Linked DNA regions of Mus musculus: all the other regions are linked to region 4. A link is a loop called in an ENCODE intact Hi-C map of the cell type or tissue named here. Cell type or tissue: heart. All regions are shown on one strand. Links, peaks and the distances in the headings refer to the core of each region. The heading gives the core; the rest is flanking DNA.

Region 1 (3,077 bases), core at 359-2,858, 61 kb before region 4:
ATCCTTCACACCTCAGAAATAACATTTTATTAAAACCTTGACTCATTTGACAAAAGGTTTAGGTTGCACTTTGAATGTTAAATGTCCCCTGGCCAGCTCATTTGCTTGAACATTTGATCCCAGTCCAGTTGGTGGCACTATTTCAGAACGTTCTGGAACCTTTAGGAAGTCAATCATTGTTAGAAGAATGGATCCCTGGGAGTGAGTTGGCTTGAGGTTAGCAGATAGTTTCCTGACTGAAGAGCCAGCGGGACCAGCTGCCTCCTGATCCTGCTACATACCTTGCCTACCTTGACTCTCTTGTCAAACACTAAGCCACACTAAGCCCTTCCCCCTTTAAATGACCTCTTGTCTGGTATTTACTCACTGCAACAAAAACAAACAAACAAACAAAAAAAACCACTGATACACCCGTAAAAACATCTTAGGCCCAGGCTCCCGACCTACCACGCTGTGGAAAACGCTGCTAGCAAAGAATGAGTTCTTGGGCTGGCACAGAGGAAGGAGAAAGTGCAGATTTGTTCACACACTGCTCTCTGAAAAGCTCAGAGCAAGTAGACCCATCTGTGCACTAAGATAGAGCAGTTCTAGTATTCACCTGTATATCCTCTTCAGTGTGGAGACAGGGGCTTGCTCTATAGTCCAAGCTAGCCTCTAGCTGGGCATCTTTCTGTTTCCACTTACAAGTACTGTTACCTGTACACTTTAATCATTTTGAAGTCACTTAGAATGCAGTGTAAATAGTCGCCACCCTGTCTGGCTCGGGGAACAATGACCAGAAGTCTGCACATGATCAATCCAGACAAAAAAAAAATTTTTTTTCTTGAATGTTTCCTGTCTGTGTAGCTGGCTGACTCTACAGTGTGGAAACTGCAGATCTAAAGCATTGTCAGGGCTGGCCTTTATTCTATTTCCCTTTTTTTTTTTTTGAGTTCTAAAGATTGTACTGATGGCCCGTGTACAATGGAAAAAGCACTTTACCACTGAGACGTATCCCAAGCCCTTTTGAAGATTTTTTAAAAAGAGTTTGGGAACAGGGTCTTATTCAGTTGACCAGTCAGTCTACTCTTGGTCTCACTGTACCAATCCTCCTGCCTCAGCCTTCCAAACACCAGGGATTACAAGCCTATGCTACTAGACCCAAGTCATTTCATATTCATAATAAGATTGCATACAAAGCCGGGCATGGTGGCACACACCTTTAATCCCAGCACTTGGGAGGCAGAGGCAGGTGGATTTCTGAGTTCGAGGCCAGCCTGGTCTACAGAGTGAGTTCCAGGACAGCCAAGACTACGCAGAGAAACCCTGTCTCGAAAAACCAAAAAAAAAAAAAAAAAAAAAAAAAAAAAAGATTGCATACAAACTACTGGTCTACATTTCTAAAGATAGATTAATTAGCTAAATTTCTAATAGGGATTAGGGAAGGTGAGGCTACATCAGAACCACCCCCACACAGCTAGAGGAACTTTCCTCATCTCTCCACTCCAGGGGTTCTGACTCTTAGAAAAGCTCCAGAATTTGCATTTACCACAAGTCCCAGAATCATGTTGAACACCATGGGACCTGTCAGAGAACAAGAAATGTCTCTGGCCGACAGTCACATAGTATGCGGTTGAATGTTTGCAAAAGATGCCCAGGTGGGCTGAGATGGAGGGACCCACCTCTCCCTGGGCAATGGGTAGGTGTCAGCATTACTCACTGTTAAGAATCTCTTTAAATTCCTACAAACGTCACAATAACTTAGATTTTCTTGTAAACATCCCTCCCAATGCTCATTTCCATATATATGGTGGGCTGGGCAGCAATGACTCTCCAATTGGCCGCTTTGTCTTTCTTCCCTGGCTTCCTCTTAACCTGCGGCCAATGCGAGAATTGCAACACTAGAGGGCGCTACCTGCAGTTGCGTCCCTTCCCCTACCTTCTGCTAACCTCACTGCTTCCAAAGGCCAAAGGACCCAAAAATTGTACACATACCACCACTTGGACCTCTTCTCCTTGCTGGCCCACAGTTTCCAGTTGGGTACAGCAAACCGAACCCAGTCAGCTGATTGACAATAGTCTTAACAAGAACCCTCCATCTCTACAAAAAGCATAGAAGGCGGTGGGTTCCGCTCTATCATCTCTTCCTTCCTGAGGTGTCTCTGGACAGCAATTGTGCAATTTTTGATCTTTCCCCATTCTGTTTCTTTTTTTGTTTGTTTGTTTTTTGTTTTTCGAGACAGGGTTTCTCTGTGTAGCCCTGACTGTCCTGGAACTCACTTTGTAGACCAGGCTGACCTCGAACTCAGAAATCTGTCTGCCTCTGCCTCCCAAGTGCTGGGATTAAAGGCGTGAGCCATCACACCCGGTTCCATTCTGTTTCTTGATAATTAGTATAAGAAAGCTAGGAAATTTCTCACAGTTTACTTTTTATTTAACCAACTTCATAAACAATCTGATTATATCTAAAGTGATTAAGTTAGCCTAGTTAGATGTACTCCTTTTGGGAAGTCACTTAAAAAGGAGAAGAAACAATTTCTTGAGTTCTAGATATGTGTTAGAGAGTGTCTAGTTGTCTCTATCCAGCTTTGAGACATAACCATTCCATCCCATTGTAGGTGGAAATTACCACCTACCAGGTCCCACTGGGGTTTAAGACCTAAGCTAGACTGGAGACCAGGCTGTCTGTGCATAGACCATTGCCCCACAAGTTTCTGGCTTCAACAAAGACTAGTCAATGGACTTTGTAGGAAAGAAAGGCATAGAAGAAGGGAAATTTTACATCTAAATCCTCTGGCTAGGGTTGCAACCGGGTAGTGTAGCTTGTGCTTGGCATATACAAGGCCATGAGTTCAACTTCAGACACCAGGATAAGAAAAGGAAATTTTCGTGTATCTCCATGTTTGCTAGTGCTAAGGACCCAAAGGAAGACCATACCAGAGCACTTCTGTGTTCAGTCACAGAATGGCAAAGCCTTCCCCATATGGCTCAGGCTCAGCATTGGCCAAGGCCTCCTCTGCTCTGAATGAAAATGTTGACAGTGTGTGCAAGTGCGGCTGTTTACCAAGGTTTGACCAGTGTGTGTAAAAACTAGTCAC
Region 2 (3,077 bases), core at 294-2,793, 63 kb after region 4:
TGGTTATTTACAGTATTGTTTTGGGTAACACTAGTCGTTTTAAGAAGAATAAGTATGGGTCTGGGGAGAAGATGGCTCAACAGGAAAGGCATGTGTCAACAACACCTGAGTTCCGTTCCTGGGACCCACATGAGAGAAGGAGAGAAGTTACCCATAGATTGTCCTTTGACCTCCATATACACATAGAAGTACATACAATATACATGTGTACACACACACACAATACACACACCACCCATAAATAATAAAAAAATGAGCATTATTATATATGATTTATTTCTACTTAGTGTGCAGAAGTATCTTACCCGCATTTATGTATGTGTACCATGAGCACTCCTGGGGCTGGAGATCGTCACAAGAGGCTGTTGGATTCCCTGAAACTGGAGTTACAAATCGCTGTGAACTACCCTGTGGGTGGAAGCAACTGAACCCTAGTCCTCTGTGAGCATAGCAAGTGCTCTTTGCCATCTCTGAAGGCTCTTTCTTTCTGGAGCCTCTTCACTGCCCCAGAGGTAACCATTCTATATCCTGAATTCTATGTTTGCCCAATAGGAGGGCGATGAGCGACCCAAGGGGGAAAGAGAAAGCTCAACCCAGGTTGGCCATTAGCTCAAAGTTGATGCCCAGCGTTCCAAATCCAGGAGGTGACCAGATTAAAAAAAAAAAAAAAAATCAGGAACCAGGATAGATCTGCTGGTTATTCAATAATTCTCAGAGCATGTATTTGTTTCAGAGGTCAATGGAACATATCGCTGCTACCTTAGGGCATACTCTCCCTGAAGGACTTTAACCAGTTTCTGTTACATCAAGTTAACGCTCCTGAGGACTGAATTTACGCCAGTGCCTGTGAAAAGGGACTACTTCAGTCTCACCTGTACCACCATGAAATGTGGATTTCCCACAACTCATTTTATCATGACATCACCTCTGGGCCCAAATTAGAAACCAAATAAGCTGGTGGAACTTTTTGAATCTAGGAATGCCTGGTAAAAGCCTGCATCAAACTCATTTTTTAAATATGAAGTTCACAGGCATCTTCCTGCGTTCATTTCCTGCTCTCCATCCCCCTGCCTTAAAAAAAAAAAAAACAAAAAAAAACCTACCACCACCAACCCCCCCCCCCCCCAAAAAAAAAAAAAAACCCTTACAGTTTTAATTTTTTACTATTGTTGAATTCGGAGCCCTGTCTCACTCTCCCGAATGTTTGCAGTCACAGGAAACAGCCTGAAGCACCAGGGGTTTAAAATAGCCAGGGAGCCTGGTTAAAAAGTTCCCTGGATTGGGTGAAGGGAGGAGGCTCTTCCCAAGCTCGGAGCCTCTAAGAGTCACGTGTTCTCCTGTTCTTAGCTCCCGCGGGGTGTAATTTGAGAAGACAGGTTCCTCCCAACCCCTCTATCTCGGTCTGGTGAGGACTCCCCTAAACAGCCTCTGGATGTGGGTTTCCTTTCGTAGCTAGTCACCCATGAGTCTTAAGGAATTTTTTTTCCCTTTCGATCCTGGGGCTACTGGAAGACTGGCGGCAAGGCAGCTATCACACCCTGCTCATGGCTGCTCCGTGGTGTCCAAGCTAATTTTAGACCTTGAAGAGAAGTCACCGGGAAGAATGATGGGTAGAAAATGATCAGGTTCTAGGGTTTAATTTAAAATGGCGGGAAACAGGGCAGTAGGGAAGGAGAAATGAAGCGGGTCTTGTCAAGTTCAGACAAGATAGGTAACTGAGGTGGAACAAGGTTGGAGCTGGGGCTGAAAGATCCGGAGCCCTTCTGTGTTGATGTGTCCGGCCATCGCAGGCTTTGTGGGCTAAGTGCTTAGCGAGGAGGTGAGCCCCAGACCACAGGAGTTTTGACAGCCCCGCTTTGTTGCAGAAAATCAACAGGTTCGAGTGTATTTATAGTTTTAGGTTGGATGCTGTTGTAGTTTGTTTTCTGTTGTTGTTTATAAAAGTCATGATCAAAAAGCAACTTGGGGAGGAGAGCGTTTATTTCATCTTAGTTTACAGTCCATCATGAAGTAAAAAAGAGACAGGAACTCCAGTAGGAACCTGGAGACCGGAAATGACGTACAGAATATGGGGGAATAATCATTAGTGCCTTGCTCCTGGGCTCCTGTTTAGCAATATTTCCTGTACAGCTCAGGCCCACTTGCCTAGGAATAGTACTACCCACAGTATTTTGGATCGTCCTACATCATTACCAATCAAGAAACTGCTCCCAGACATGCCCACCAGCCAGTCTGAGACACCCAGTTCTTTAACTGAGGTTTCTCTGTTCTAGATATTTCAAGTTGAGAACCAAGACTAGCCATCACACGTATTTTGTAAGGGTGGATATATTTTTACATGTTGGGTATATCTTAGACACTGGTATTAGTATGGGGTCTATTCCTGATCAATTTCACAATCTGATTTTGAAGTTAAGGAAACAAAAACCACAGCTTCTGTGGGTAGAGTTCTATATTAGGTTGAGCCTGCATTAAGAAGAGTGCCAAGGAGTATCACCTCCCTGTAGATTAGAGGTCAAAGAAACAAGGTCCATCCTGCTGCAGGGTAGCCAAGCCCAGGAACGCCAGTCTCCCTGTGTCTTACAGACCAGTCTGCAATGAGCCAGTTGGTGCTTTGTTCTCTGTTTGGCTAAGGTGTTATCAATTGAGGAAAGAGGGTCGACTAAGTTTCAACAAAGGCACAGGGGTCATCTCAGCCCTTGGGAGACAGACACTGGAGGATTAAGTAAGTGTCTGAGGCTGCTATGAGCTACATAATGAGAGTTTTTCTCCGAAGTAAATGAAAAGAAAAAAAAAGAGAAAGAAAGAAAGAAAGAAAGAAAGAAAGAAAGAAGGAAAGAAAGAAAGGAAGGAAAAAAGGAAGAAAGGAAGGAAGGAAGGAAGGACATGTTAATTTGCTTACTTGATCTTTAAAATAACAAGGAAAGTCCTCACACACTTGTAACTCTACAGGGTCCTGGGTTGCTTCCTTTCTTTAAAAAAAAAATTGTGTGTGTGTGCACACGTGTACGTGGGCATGCACACTCTCATGGTGTGTGTGTGCACGTGCGCATGTGTGTGGTGGTCAGAGAACAACT
Region 3 (3,077 bases), core at 329-2,828, 74 kb after region 4:
TAGCAGATGCTGGCCTTAAACTCAATACATTCCTAAAGCTGGCCTTGAATTCCTGACTCTCATGCCTCAGTTTCCCCAGTGCTTAGAATATAGAAATATGCCATACTAGACTTTCCTTGCTTTTTGGGATGGTATCTCATTGTACTGGTCAGGCTGGCTTAAAACTCCTGGACCTTCTCATTTATCCACCATGGTAGAGGGGACTATGAAGACATACCACCTCTCCCAGCAAGGAAATTCGACTTATCTGATTCCACAGGCCTCCAAGCTGAAATACTCCCTCCTCTGTCTTAAAGAGGTCCTTCTTACTTTGTAGATCCTGGAGTGACACGGGATCCCTGATGACTCTTTCCTGCGTCCCCAAGTCTAGGCTGGAAGCCCTTCCACCTAATGGGATCCCGTCTTCGCTATAACTCTGTGTTTGCTTTAATAAGCTCCCGGAACACTGAATCTGTCTGTTGATCACTGTGTTTTTAGCATCTTGCTTATGGGAGACACAAAGGGGTGAGTTAGGCTGAGCCTCTCTCTTACTCTATATCAGATGTCCTGGTTAGTTCTTTTTGCTTGTCGTCTTGACATATCTAGACTCATTTGAGAGAAAACTACAGTTGGGGGAAATGCCCCTCCAAGATTGGCCTGTGGTACATCTTCTTGGTTAATGACTACTGTAGGGGTGCCTAGCTCACTGTGGGTGAGCACCTACTCTGGGTAGATAGGTGGTCAGAGTAGAATGAGGAAGCCGGGAGGAACACTGAGGGAAGTTAGCCTTTAGGTTCCTGCTTTGAGTTCCTATTCTAACTTCCCTCAGTGACAGACTGTGACCTGAGAGGTGTAAGCTGAAATAAACGCTTCCCAACCCAAGTTCTTTTTGGTCATCATGTAACAGGGCCCAGGACTTAGCACAACTGACTCCATGATGGAAGTATCATTTAGGCTGTAAACGCAGCGCATACACAGCCTTACCTGCCAAACAAAACCATTGGCCTAATCTATCAATGTCCATATACTTCTGGGATATGGCCACTCATCTCAAAATGTACCAACTTTGTCTTTTAGCTTCTGCACTTCCACTTCTGGCTAATTATTCTTGTTAATTGAAATATGGGAACCCAGAATATGGTATTTGTGCTTAAAAGCTCACCCCGAGAGAGCTCACTGCCACACTGGGATCCCAAACACTCAGTGTAGTCACAGGCCGCTAAGACTTTTTATTGGCTGAACTGGGTCTGAGCAAGTTTTTCTGCCGACTACCTCACAGCAATCCCAGCAATAGAAACCCTAACTAAGACAACTAGGGGCAACAATTAAGGCTGGGGGCCCAGCCTGGATTGATGAATATTTTTACACAGCTTTTAAACCTTAGAATGATTTAATACTTTTAATTGGTTGGAAAAATAATAGAACTCAAATATCCTGGTGGACCGCCCCCCAACCCCCATGTGACCCAGAACTTGTCATGATGTCGTGCTGCCCTCTAGTGGCCATATACAGAATAGCTCAGTGTGTTCCTTTGCAATACAGATTTAGAGCCCAAGGCTTTCATGTGCTACACAAACATTCTATGGCTGAGCCCCAATCCTTCTTTCCTCTTTTTTTTTTTGTTTTTTGTTTTGTTTTTTGTTTGTGTGTGTGTGTGTGTGTGTGTGTGTGTGTGTGTGTGTGTATGTGTGTGTGCGTTTTTGAGACAGGGTTTCTCTTTATAGCCCTGGCTGTCCTGGCACTCACTCTGTAGATCAGGCTGGCCTCGAACTCAGAGATCTGCTTGCCTCTGCCTCCCAAGTGCTGGGATTAAAGGCGTGCTCCACTACTGCCCAGCCAGCCCCCGAATTCTGATGGGTCAGTCTTAGGTTGTGTGTTCAATAACCCATCCCTGACTGTGATGGGTGTTTGTTTGGTTTGTAGGAAGACTCCTGGACCCTAACACATATTGTCTTAGCATTTTATTCCCAATCACTGTGAGCAGTGGGAAGAGAGCAAGCTTTGGAAGACTTAAAAGAAGTGTCTCCATGTGACCTTTTGGGGTGTCCAATCCCCCACCTGACTGGTGTAGTCAGCTCTGCCCTCCAGCAAAGCTATCCAAAATGCTGCCTGAGCGCTTTCATAAGGCAAGTGGTGGTTAACTAAGTTATTATCTAAGAAGGGCAACACGTACCAGAAGAAGAAAAAGAAGGAGGAGGAAAAGGAGGAGGAAGAAGAGGAGAAGAAGAAAGAGGGCTGGAGAGATGGCTCAACAGTTAAGAGCACTGACTGCTCTTCCAGAGGTCATGGTGGCTCACAACCATCTGTAGTGGGATCTGATGCCCTCTTCTGGTGTGTCTGAAGATAGTTATAATGTACTCATATACATTAAATAAACAAATGAATGAATGAATGAATGAATGAATGAATAAATAAATAAATGAATGAATAAATAAATAGAAGGAGGACGAGGAGAAGAAGAAGAAGGAAAGGAAAGAAGTAGAAGAGGAGAAAAAGAAGAAACTGGCATAGGCTGGTAGATCTCCATGAGTTCAAGGCCAGCCTGGAGCAAGTTCTAGAATAACCAAGCCTATATAGAGAAACACTGTCTTGATAAACAAACTAACAAACAAACAAAAAGAAAGAAAGAAAGAAAGAAAAAGAAAACACAGGAGAAAGAAAAGCAAGCCAGATCCCAAGTTTGGCTGCCAGTGGGGAGTCTTTGCCAAGTACTGGCAGGGAGGGCTGAGCATCCAGGAGAGAAAATGATGGACAGATGGTTCCCTCGGGGTCAGGGACCATCAGTCAGGCTATTTCCTGTGGAGATGCAGCAAAAGCCTTGGCTAGGCACATAGCTCAGGGGCTGTGTTCTTGCCTAGCAAGTCAAGGCTCTGGATTCCAGCTCCCACACTGCAGAAAGGAAGAAGGGAGAAAACAAACAAACAAACAAACAAACAAATATAACATACACCCACACCTCAGTGTCCTAGACACGCTCGAATAAAAATGACCTTGTTTTCATGCTATTTGAACACCAATGTTGAAATGTTCACTCTCCCATTGTTCAGAGAAGCCGAATGTTATCCAAAAGTCCATCCCACGGACAGAAATAAGAACAG
Region 4 (2,500 bases), core at 1-2,500:
CAAAATATTTGTTTTATGCATAAAATATCCGTCTTTGCCTTTGCGTTCCTGGTGTACATATTTAGTCCGTACAACTATGTACGCAGGGGGCAGCACTCCCGGAGTGATGTTTTTCCCCTTAAATCTTTTCAGATGGTTAATTATTTCCTTGTTGGTTTTCAAAGGGAAGTCCTGCCCGCAGGTGTTGAGGACATATTTCCAGGGGACCTTGGAGGCCACCAGATCTTTCATGCAGTTCAGATCAGCCTGGAGCCGAGAGAAGCCACCATAGACCACCTGCTCCACCTTAGAGGCCAGGAAGGCATTGGGGAAACAGCTTAGTAACTGCCGCACCGCTTCTTTGAAGGTGTCTGTCGCCTTACTATCCACATGCACACAGTAGACGTTCTGGGGCATGTAAATGGCCCTGAAGAGCCTTTCAAAGGTATCGAAGTCTTTGTGGATCACCATGATGTAAGCCAGGGGAAAGGCAGCCTCTTCTTCCGAAAGGGGACTGGTAATATAGTGGCTCTGGATCCGGTATTGAGGACAGGAGAGTCTTTCTAAAGGATGTGGTGATGTGTCCCCCGTCGTGAAGAACGTATGATTTTGCAAGCCGTAATCACAGATGGTGACAGACGTCCTTTCGCTGGAGCTGTTGAGCTGCTGGTAGAGGTTGGGCAGGCTTAGCTGGCTGTGATAAAAAACCACAAAAATCACCACGCTGAGCGCAGAGACAGCGAAAACTTTCCCGCGTAGGCTCATTATTTAGGGTTCCAGGCGGGAAGAATTATCACTGGAGACTGAGAAGTGACCACAGTTCTGAAAGCCCAGGCGCTAGAGGTGGATCTGGCTCCTCCAGATTCGCCGGCTTCTCCCGCACAGATGCGGGCTCACGCTCCCCAGCTCTCAAGGCGTGGGTCTCCAGTGCGTGGGAGTCTGGCCCATCCTCCGGGACTGGCTGGAGTTTAGCAGCTTTCCCACCGCACTTCGCATCTGAAGCTTGAATCTCCTAGGAGGCGAATCCCTGCGGCCAGGAGCTCAGCCCCGCCCAGATGGGGGAAACCTCTTCATTTGCATACGAAAAGCTAGAGGTGCCTCCAGCAGGCTGCCTTCTGGAACGGAGCGACCAGACCGGGAGCGGACAGTCTCAAGCGTCAGCCCCACCCACCTCCCCTCAGTCCATCTAAACTGCTCTTTTCTCCTGCGTACACCCCTCATCTCCTACAAGAGGTGGGTCTGTTTTTTGCCCCCGCTTTGGGGAGAGTATAAGGCGAAAGCTCCTCGGTGTTCCTCTTCTTTCTTTCTCATTGTTTATTTTTTCATTTCAGTGTTATCTCCGCCCCTGGGCAGAGACATAGATACAGGGAAAAGGGCATTGCAACACGTCTAAATAGATAATCAGCAGAAGGGGGGGGGGGCCTTTGTGGTGAAGTGTGCTGGATTAAATCATTCAGATATGATGTGCCTACTCAGACTATGAGAAGAGGGAACTAAGAATCAAATCGTGGGACACCTGGCGAAGGTGATTTCTCATACTAGACGGTCCGAGCTGAGAACACGTAAGAGAGTAAACACACCATTGTTAGCATGCTATGTCGAAATGTGATAACCACTGGTTTCCGTTTCACACAGAGCTTCAGATGTCTAGAACTGTCCACACAGTATTATTTGCAATATTTGAGCACCTAGCTACTGAGTCTCCTTTAACATTAAGATGCCATCAAATTTGTGGTCATTTTCTAAAACTTCTGGAATCTTCTAGTCCCCTTCCCACACACCCAACTCTCCCACTTCCGGGACTCTGAAGAAAGAACAAATGTTTCTGGACCGTTGTAAAATTCCTGGAAGTATCAGTCATTGTGACTCAGGGAAACCAGGAAGAGCAGGTCTGGTTACAAGGCTTGGAATTCTCTTAGCTTACCTATGCACCCGGTGGCCAAACAGCTCACAGAGAATGCGGAGGGCTTTGGGGTGGGGGTGGGGGTAACCAAGGCTGGCCCCATGACTAGGTTTCTAGGCAGAACGCACCACATCTGGAGACTTCAGCATCTGCTCCAGTCAGGAAAATGCTGGGTGCTTAAGAGGCTCCCTCCCTGCCCCATTTTGCCCTCTTCGCCCATCCATTGTATATTAGCAGCTAGCGTGAACCATCAAGATTGATTTGGAACGCTGCCAAACAGGGTCCTCCGAACTCGCCAAACACAATTTCTTTGATTTATAGGGGAGGAAAGCTGGGATGCCCTTTCATGGCCACTCAACAGTCCACGGTGCCCACATCCAGATGTGGGAACCGGTCTACTCGATAACTCCTAAATTCAACCACGGAACAGGGAGAAATCCCTTGCCTCTGAAAACAACAGGCCTTCCCTCTGTGAGATGGCAGTAAAAACACCTGGCTGCAACTCCTTTTTCACAAGGTTGTCCGCTGGATTAAATGAGAGTCCTCTTGCTCACCCCTTAGAAGGAAGCTGGCCACTGGCTGAGTGTGAATTCAGAAAGCACTGCCTTTACTATTCTT

The links. Peaks named below come from ENCODE experiments on the same cell type or tissue, not always from the same donor. Only the 100,000 strongest peaks of a DNase experiment are listed, where the experiment ranks them.
Region 1: a loop joins it to region 4, with 4 times the contacts of the local background. A loop is called at or near these places in 7 of 42 quality-filtered maps.
Region 2: a loop joins it to region 4, with 2.8 times the contacts of the local background. A loop is called at or near these places in 12 of 42 quality-filtered maps.
Region 3: it touches region 4 in a loop (2.7-fold over the local background); 9 of 42 quality-filtered maps call a loop at or near these places.

Annotation. Positions count from the first base shown.
Region 1 is chr13:40,976,617-40,979,693 of GRCm38, reverse strand. All of the region lies in intron 1 of A730081D07Rik (RIKEN cDNA A730081D07 gene), which reads left to right. Among named protein-coding and RNA genes, the nearest start is that of Pak1ip1, 23 kb to the left of the region's middle. In heart, for the core only: a CTCF peak has its summit at 1,878 (motif pointing right); no DNase peak of the experiment used is centred there.
Region 2 is chr13:40,853,052-40,856,128 of GRCm38, reverse strand. No RefSeq gene overlaps it. Among named protein-coding and RNA genes, the nearest start is that of Mir5124a, 11 kb to the left of the region's middle. In heart, for the core only: no CTCF peak of the experiment used is centred there; a DNase peak (open chromatin) is centred at 1,348; H3K4me3 peaks cover 1,284 bases; H3K27ac peaks cover 1,545 bases.
Region 3 is chr13:40,842,016-40,845,092 of GRCm38, reverse strand. No RefSeq gene overlaps it. Among named protein-coding and RNA genes, the nearest start is that of Mir5124a, 22 kb to the left of the region's middle. In heart, for the core only: a CTCF peak has its summit at 1,482 (motif pointing left); a DNase peak (open chromatin) is centred at 1,442.
Region 4 is chr13:40,916,127-40,918,626 of GRCm38, reverse strand. All of the region lies in intron 1 of Gcnt2 (glucosaminyl (N-acetyl) transferase 2, I-branching enzyme), which reads right to left. Gm31683 (a long non-coding RNA gene) reads left to right here and starts at 858. Exons shown (of 3, transcript XR_382246.4): 1 at 858-1,212. In heart, for the core only: a CTCF peak has its summit at 1,057; a DNase peak (open chromatin) is centred at 1,026; H3K4me3 peaks cover 2,082 bases; H3K27ac peaks cover 675 bases; H3K27me3 peaks cover 291 bases.